Linked DNA regions of Homo sapiens: region 1 is linked to region 2. A link is a contact called in ENCODE Hi-C or POLR2A ChIA-PET data. All regions are on one chromosome and are shown on one strand. Each heading gives the region's core, a stretch centred on a gene start or an enhancer-like site at or near the end of the contact. The rest is flanking DNA. Distances are from core to core; before and after follow the strand shown. Region 1 has its middle 18 kb from the start of FRMD6-AS2. Region 2 overlaps FRMD6-AS2 (FRMD6 antisense RNA 2).

Region 1 (3,903 bases), core at 1,023-3,522, 70 kb before region 2:
AAAGCCAGGACCTTTCTTCTTCTTTTCCTTTCCTCTTTTTTTTTTTTCTTTATCCTCCTCCTCTTGCATACCTTAAAGCCCAGCTATGCTATTTAACTTAATAAACAGACATCCACAGAAGTCTTTGTGTAAGTGATACTGTATCCATTGGGCAATTGTTGAACTCTGGCCTCCTGTACATGTATTAAAAATAAGTGTTTCTTCATATTGTTCAGCTTCTGTATAGATACTATGTATATTCATGTTTTCATGTAAATACAAGAAGACTTGCGCTTTACTGAATCAAGACCAGGACATTTTTGTATAAAACTTATGTCATGAAACACTTCTGTTATGTGCAAAGCAATTATTTGAAGTAGTGCCAAAATCACAGTTAAGGGAATTCTAAATCACCCAATGATTGATTATATTTTTTGTCTTACAACAAATTATTTGAAATTCTTTAAACATATAGAAACCAAGAATCATCTGGACTTCTTTATTATTACATATATAATATATGTAATTATATATGAAATAATATATCATATATAATAATATATATTCATCATCAGATGAAACTGTCAATTCTTCATAGAAATACATTTATAATTGTATTATAATAATTTACTGAATGCAATGGATTAAAATAATTTCCATTTCAATTGAATGATTCTGAAAGCAAATCACAAGTAATCATCTTCCCACCCAAACCTGTTTCTCCTATAGATTCCTCATTTTAGCCAGGGGCTACTCCATCTACCCAACCCCTGAGGCTGGAAAACTGGGAGTCATTCTTGATACCTCTCAGCCCTCAGCCTTCACATTCAACCTATCAGCAAGTCCTGTTATTTCACTTCAAAAATATATTTTGACTCTGCCTATTTCCCTCCTAACTCCATTTACTCCAGGCTTCCCAAGCCACCATCATTTCTTTGCTGGACCACTCATCAGTAGTCTCGCAACAGGTCTCGCTCCTGCCATACTTGCTTCTCTCCAGTCTGTTCTGCTCAAAGCAACCAGAATGACCTTTTAACGAATATGAGCAAGCTGTGCTCTTGTCTCCACTTCCTTAACATAGGTCTAGATCTCTTGCCGCTTTTCCCTTGGCTCTCTACACTCTAGTTGCCTTGGATTTCTTTTGGTATTGAAAGTGATCTGAAACATTTCCTTCCTCTCCCTCCTCTGAACCCTGCCCTAGACCCTGACCAGTTTCTTTTCATCCTTGGGCCTTAATAAAATGTCAGTCTTCTAAAAAGTTTTACACCCAGACTAAGGCAAGTAATGCAGCGTACCCAGAGAAAGTAATTGTTATTCTCACAGATAACACCTGGTTCTTCTCTTTCAAAACCCTCACCACAATCTGCATTAGTATATATGATATATAATTCCATATATATAATGCCTAACTTCACTCATAGACTGTAAGCTCCATGAGGGCAGATATCACATATGTTCTGGCTCCGTGCAGGTATATAATAAATTTTCATTAAACACTTGCAAGTAAATGGATCATTATTGCCATGCATTTATCTATTGCATGTTTTATTTTAAAGTGCATGAGTGTTCTAATACCCCTAAATTAAGGTACATATTGACCAGATGATTTTATCCCCCTTCTACAGATAGTGAAACAGGTTTAAAGAAGAAAAATAAGTTAGGAAAGGTGGTTTAAGTTCCTTGAGTTCAGAGCTGACTAATTCATAGAAAATAATAATAATTATAATGATTAAAATTTATTGTTCTCTTAATATATGCAAGAGTGTTCCAATAACATTAACTCATTTAATCCCTTCAACAACCCTACGAGGTAGGTAGCATTATAACCATCCTTTTCTTACAGATAAGGAAATGGAAGTACAAACTAGTTAGGTAATTTGCCCAAGGTCTCAAACATATATGTGCAGCAATATATCATATTAAATATATGTTACATAATAGGCCCACATTCATGTTCGTTATCTCACTGACAAGCAATTCTAACATACTGAGCTTTTCTCAATCAGGTTTTCCATTATGAGCAACACTGCATCTGGAAGAATGATTTCTGGTTCCTCTTGGTCATCATTCCCTGTCTTCCCTCTACCTCTCCAGCCCTTGCTCTCTCTGCCTTCTCTCTTCCCTTTTCTTCTTTTTCCCCCCACTCCCTGCTGTTCAGTAGTAAAATCTCTGACAGAGCCACTTTTTTGCCAGGCTATCATATACAAGGTCAGTGTTCCCACATTCCAAAGGTAGGTAAAAATGTGTGTGGAGAGCAGGGAATTCTGCCAGAACAATGACTCACTGTGTTACATGCAAAACGGTTCAATAATAGGTCACTGCCTTAGCAAGAGCAACACTGCCTGTCCCTACGGAAAATAAGGGGGCTTCCACATGGCACTCCTGATGCTTTAATAGAAGCTTTGTATGACAAACGGGAAAGCTATACCCATCTTAAACCATATACTGGCTTTTTGTTTCATGGGCATATGAGGTGAGTTTCAAAAAGGGAAGTGTATAAAATGCAGTTCTTGACATGTAATGTCACACGTATTCATAGTAAGCATGCACACAAAGTCACCTCTAGGTTACTCAGCTAATTACATAGGTGGTGGAATATCTGGTTCCTTTGCTTCTCCAAGTGGCTTGTTTACTAGTTTGTTTTTTGGCTCATGTTCCTGTTCATTAGAACTTCCATTAGCAGAAATATAGGATTATGGTGGAACTGGATGGGCTGCTTCTTGTCTTGTTTTCTTCCAGGCTCAGCCTAGAATGCATAAAAATGGCTGGAGCCCTCTCTCATGCCTCAGTTCCCTTGAGCCTGTGTTCTTTACCACCCCAGGCCAGTAAACCCCACCTTAGGATCAGCCCCAAAACCAGCTTCCTTCACCAGCATAACACTGCTGCTGAGGAGGAAAAAAGGAGCATCCCTTGCAGATTGGGACTCTCAGACATTTATGATTCACCTGATCTTTAAGACCGCCTCACAGCTGTGTGGCTTATCTTCAGCTCCCTTGTCCATTCCCCTCCACAGCTGTTCCAAACCCTTTAATCTAGTCTAAGCCAGTAGTTCTCAACATGGGCAACCCATTACAGTCACTCCAGGACCTGTTAAAAATCCCAGTGCCTAGGCTGCATCTTAGAACACTTAAATTGTATTCACTGGCACTGGATCCAAGCATCAGTACTTTTTTAAAGCTCCCTAGATAACCCCGGTAAGTGTACAGCCGAGGATTAGAGCCATTGCTTTAAGCTAATAACATCACCTCCCACTTCATCAGAAAATGGAAGGCTGTCAACTACAGACATCTCAACTTCCTATCCTCTCATGCGCCTTTCTACATCCACCCCCAACCTGCTGTCCTTCCCTCAGTCTTAGAGGTTGGTATGTCCTTCTTTCTATTTCAGGATAACACTTCAAACTATGGCCTTTATACCCATATCTTCCAAGATCTAATCTCTTCCTTTCAACTAGATCTTTCCTTTCAGATTATAGGCAAGCTTAAGTCTCCTGCATCTTTAGAAAGGTATCTTTGGAACTCATCACCTCTACCTGTATCTCTAGTTCCACATGTAACTACTTCCCACATAATTCTTTGTGCTCTGGTTATATTCTCCTTGGAATACCACACTTTCTTAGCTAACTAATCTTTTATAACTTGACTCAGTTGCTACATCCTCCATGAAATGTTTCTAGAATTCACTGGGTGGATCATGACTCTCCTGTACATTATTTTCAAGTGAGGTTCTTCCTTTGTTTTTCCCCTCCTCTCCTTTCAAATATCAGCTCCTTGAGGGCAGGAACCATGTCATTTTCACCTTTGTTACAGCAGTACCTGGCTCACCATATGCTTGTCGAAGTGAATGTAAAACAATTTTCCACCTAGCTTCTTGGGCAGAATGATGTGGTCTAACTGGCTGTGAGTGATTTTCATTCCTGCAGGC
Region 2 (3,957 bases), core at 941-3,440:
AAAAGTTTATACTCCAGCTGTGGAAATAGGGCCTAGCTAGAAAAAAGGAACATAGCAATAGAGGGCACTAATGCAGCAGCAGATGAGTTCGGGGAAGGGAAGGTATTCTTCTCTGCTGGAATAACACCCTTCCACAAACCAAACCTCGCTCCACAGGCTGTTGGAGGCCTACAACTGTCCAATTTTCAAAATAAGACTTTGTTAGCCTGCCATGTAATCTACTGTGATTGTGATATTAAGCTAGCCTATACTATGGAATAACACAAAAAATCTGCTTGTAATTGATTTTTTAAAAATATTCACTTCATCTTTCGTTTTTTCAGGGGTTTACCACGCTTTTCATCCACTCATTCATCCATCCATCCCTCCATCCATCTATCCATCCATTCACCTATCCATTCATCCACCTTAACATTTCATACACTGAGCTAGGTGCTGGGAATCCAAAGACCAGAGAGGCATGGCTGCTGCCCTCACAGCCTGGTCTCCCAGGGAACAGCATTGCACCTGCTTCTTTCTGGGACTTTCTGGCAATCATAACTGGAATATAAATGCCTTCTAGACAGAATGATAAGCTCTCTAAGTAAATCAAATATTCTAACCATGGATTACATCAATGGTTCTCAAATGTTGATAAGAATGCCAATCGCCTTGGTCCAGGTTAAAATGCAGATTCTGATTCAGGTCTGGAGTGGCCAAGATTTTCCATCTCTAATTAGCTCCCAGGTGATGCTGACGTTGCTGGTCCCAGGACCACACTTAGAAGGGCAAGGTTTTACAGTACATCAGTAAGTATGGACTTCTGAACACCAGAAAGAGTTATTCCTCTTAAATTCCAGGGTAAATATACCATCACTAAATTCACTCTTCTTTTTCTGCTTTAGAGAAACAGTTTCACAGAAGTGCTTCAGCCTTTAACTTATCTCCCCGTTTCCCCCACATTTCCCCTTCCAAAAAATTGAGAGTTTAGTCCAATTATTTTTCTATTTCACAGACTTTCTTCAATTTTCTTTCAAGAAAGACAAAATATTGCTTCAGAAATCCACGGAGAATTAAACATACTTCAGAACAAGAAGAAGGGATCCAGAGCTAATTACCCTAAGCCAGCCAGGTTGTGTTAGGAATCCATCATGATCATGTTTACTGCATGCTGCAGACCCGCAAAGCCACCTGCAATTAATTCTGATGGCTACAAGCCACAGGGTACCTAACAGCTTGTGGGCGATTAAGAATAAATCACTAAACTTTCATTTTAAAGGTCCCAGGAAGAAAGTGGGGACAAATGCCAGATATGTTTACATTACTCATAGAACTTAGCGAGAATGAACATTCTCATTTATTTTCTGGCAATGCCTCTTTTAAATTTTTCTATATTTTAGAAAATTATGCTGCCTGTCCTTTGGTGCCACAGTTGTTTAGCCTTAGTGATACTTCCACAAATAACGCAGATCCCTTTCCAAGATCCCACTAATGTCTGAGTATCATTTTTTCATAGGAGAAAATAAATTGGTAATTATTCCCACTGCTTGATGCGGGCACACATTGTATTTCTTAGTAAAAGCTGATTTCACATCCATCACCTCATTAACATTTCTGTATATTTCAAAATGAATGTTATATGATACTGTTTATAAACTCTGGGTTGGTACAGTTTCTAGTTCAATTACAAAAGACCCAAGATAGTTTTTTTTTTTTTTTTCAGGGCCACACAGGGTGCCAACATCCAATCTCAAGATCTTCGGGAAATATGCTCACCCTCCAAAATACTTACAGATGTGTCTCCTCTTTTTTGTAAAATAAATGCTCTTCTTATATTTGGTGTTTCCTTGGTATGGCCACAAGATTATTTAGTATGACATATTTAATGGTGAAGATAAAGGTGAGCATCACAATGTTTTAAACAAATCACATTTGGGTGGGATATTATAAGAAAGAAAGTTCCCAGGGGATAGAAAAATGGTTTCCTTAAATCACTCCATACTCAATAAGCGTCGTAGGGCTCTCAATATACATCACCAGACCAGGAGATGCATTTGGCTAAGGCATACCAGACTAGGATATGAATCACAGAACACTATTCCAAGACTATTACAGAATCCACATACAATATAAACCAGAAAAGGCTGCATTTTAACCTCTGTGACTCATGCATTACAGCCTGTGACTCCATGAGGAGGGTTAGGAATCAGGCTGACATCCAGCTCAGGCCAAACAAACTTACAGCCAAGAGAAACAGAAGCATCACCTTCCCAGCAGAGAGCAAGATGTACAGAGCTTGATACTTTACACTCGTTAGAATTATGTAACTTGTCAATGGTTGAGACTCTAGGGTAGAGGGTTTTGTGCTTTTTATTTTTTCTGGTATAAATATTTAAACTTCTCCATAACATTAGAGTTAGAACTTACTTTCCTGAAATGAAATTCTAAAACAAATTTGACAGCAAAACACTGTGGAATTTTTAAATGCCAACAGGTTTGTGTCCATTACAGAACACACAGAGTTTTGACCTCTCACTTTTCCTGGTGCTACTGCTTTCAAAATTTCTAAGGTCATTGTACCATGGGGCTCTAATTCTTGGTTAAGGAAGGCACCGAGATCATACCAGGAATATTCTCCTATTAGCTGAAACTTGAACTTTGCCTGGCAGGAGGTGTTATAAATTATTTTTTGGCTAGCATTTGCTTTTTAAAACACTCTTTTACCCGGGTTTCTCAAATTAGTTCCTGTAGTGATACTATCTCTATTTTTGCCTCTTTATGACTAGGGTCTTTAATGGCTTCAGAAGTGCCCTGGGCTGAAACTTGATCTGAGAAGGTTATTATCAGAACTGTGTTCCAAGAGAAAGCAGTGTGCTAGCTCTACATGTATACATGAGTTGCCATCAACATGAATTCAATTACAATGAAGATAATTTGGAGTAGACAATTGTATTTTGGTTGCATGACATCCATTTTATCTTAGTGTAATAACACCACAGGTTTTTTTTTTTTTTTTTTTTTTTGATGGGGAGGGGGAACAAATTACCTTTACCCTGTTAGATATACTCTTACAGTTTTTTTTTTTAAATAAATTACCTTTACCCCATTAGATATTCTCCCAAACTGGCATCAGATGTGTGGCCAAAGCCAGATCAATCAAAATAAACTTCAGGAATTTTACAGGAACTATTTAAAAAAAGAAAAAAAAAAGAGTTTCTCTTTCCTGAGAGACATGATTTTGGGAAGAGCATTCCACTTTAAAGGCAGAGTTTGGAGCTGCTGAGGCTGCCACGTGGAGACTGGAAATAGCAATAATCTAATAGAAGCCAGAGAAACCGAGCACTCATGGCCTAATGTGATCCTGCATCAAGGTGTGTTCAAACACAGACCTATCCTTTGATTTTTACCTTTGAGATTTACAAGAACCAATAATTCCCTTTTTGGCCTAAGATAATGTGTGTCAGGAATTCTATGATTTATCACTGAAATACAGACTTGTCATATTTTTCTACAATTGTTCAAAATTATTATTTTATCATTTTCTATTTATAATGGAATTTCGATGAGCTGTTTTAAGGAAGACAAAAATAGAGTGAATATTTTAAATTTAGATATAATCCCATTTTCATTTTTTTCAACTTTAATTCTTTCTCTCTCAGCAAATATTTTGTCAAGATCACAATGCTATAATAATAAGCACTACCATGGATTGATTAGGATTTCACTGCTTTTTTTTCCTATGCCCGAACATATTCCCTTGTATGCTGCTAGTAAAATTGTCAAATAGGGACAAAAGCAAACAAACATAGGACATAGATGATTTATCAATTTGATAAACAGTTGAGAGTTGGCTGCATTTATTTTCAATGGCAAATAATAATAACAATAATGGTAGCTAGCATTTACTGAATGCTTTGTCTATGGGGAGCTCTATGAAAAGCGCTTTACATAAACTAACTCATTTTATCCTTAAACTTA

The links. Hi-C counts contacts between places; a loop is a spot of excess contacts on that map. ChIA-PET counts read pairs that join two places held with the same protein, here RNA polymerase II (POLR2A). Pooled maps may share reads with other maps.
Region 1: a loop to region 2 is called in a pooled map, with 2.9 times the contacts of the local background. The contact joins two enhancer-like sites. A Hi-C loop is called at or near these places in 1 of 168 maps with a recorded cell type or tissue (esophagus muscularis mucosa) and 5 of 50 pooled maps. POLR2A ChIA-PET finds 5 or more read pairs at or near these places in 8 of 52 experiments (AG04449, Caco-2, MCF 10A and 4 more).

Annotation. Positions count from the first base shown.
Region 1 is chr14:51,615,525-51,619,427 of GRCh38, reverse strand. It overlaps a transcript of FRMD6 not described here. Among named protein-coding and RNA genes, the nearest start is that of FRMD6-AS2, 18 kb to the right of the region's middle. Within about 2 kb of position 2,272, at least 5 of the 41 ENCODE cell types and tissues checked have a DNase peak (open chromatin) inside an H3K27ac peak, as active enhancers do; they include PC-9, where a contact is called at or near this core.
Region 2 is chr14:51,545,629-51,549,585 of GRCh38, reverse strand. The region is part of intron 2 of FRMD6-AS2 (FRMD6 antisense RNA 2); the gene reads left to right. It also overlaps a transcript of FRMD6 not described here. Among named protein-coding and RNA genes, the nearest start is that of FRMD6-AS2, 52 kb to the left of the region's middle. Within about 2 kb of position 2,190, at least 12 of the 41 ENCODE cell types and tissues checked have a DNase peak (open chromatin) inside an H3K27ac peak, as active enhancers do; they include PC-9, where a contact is called at or near this core.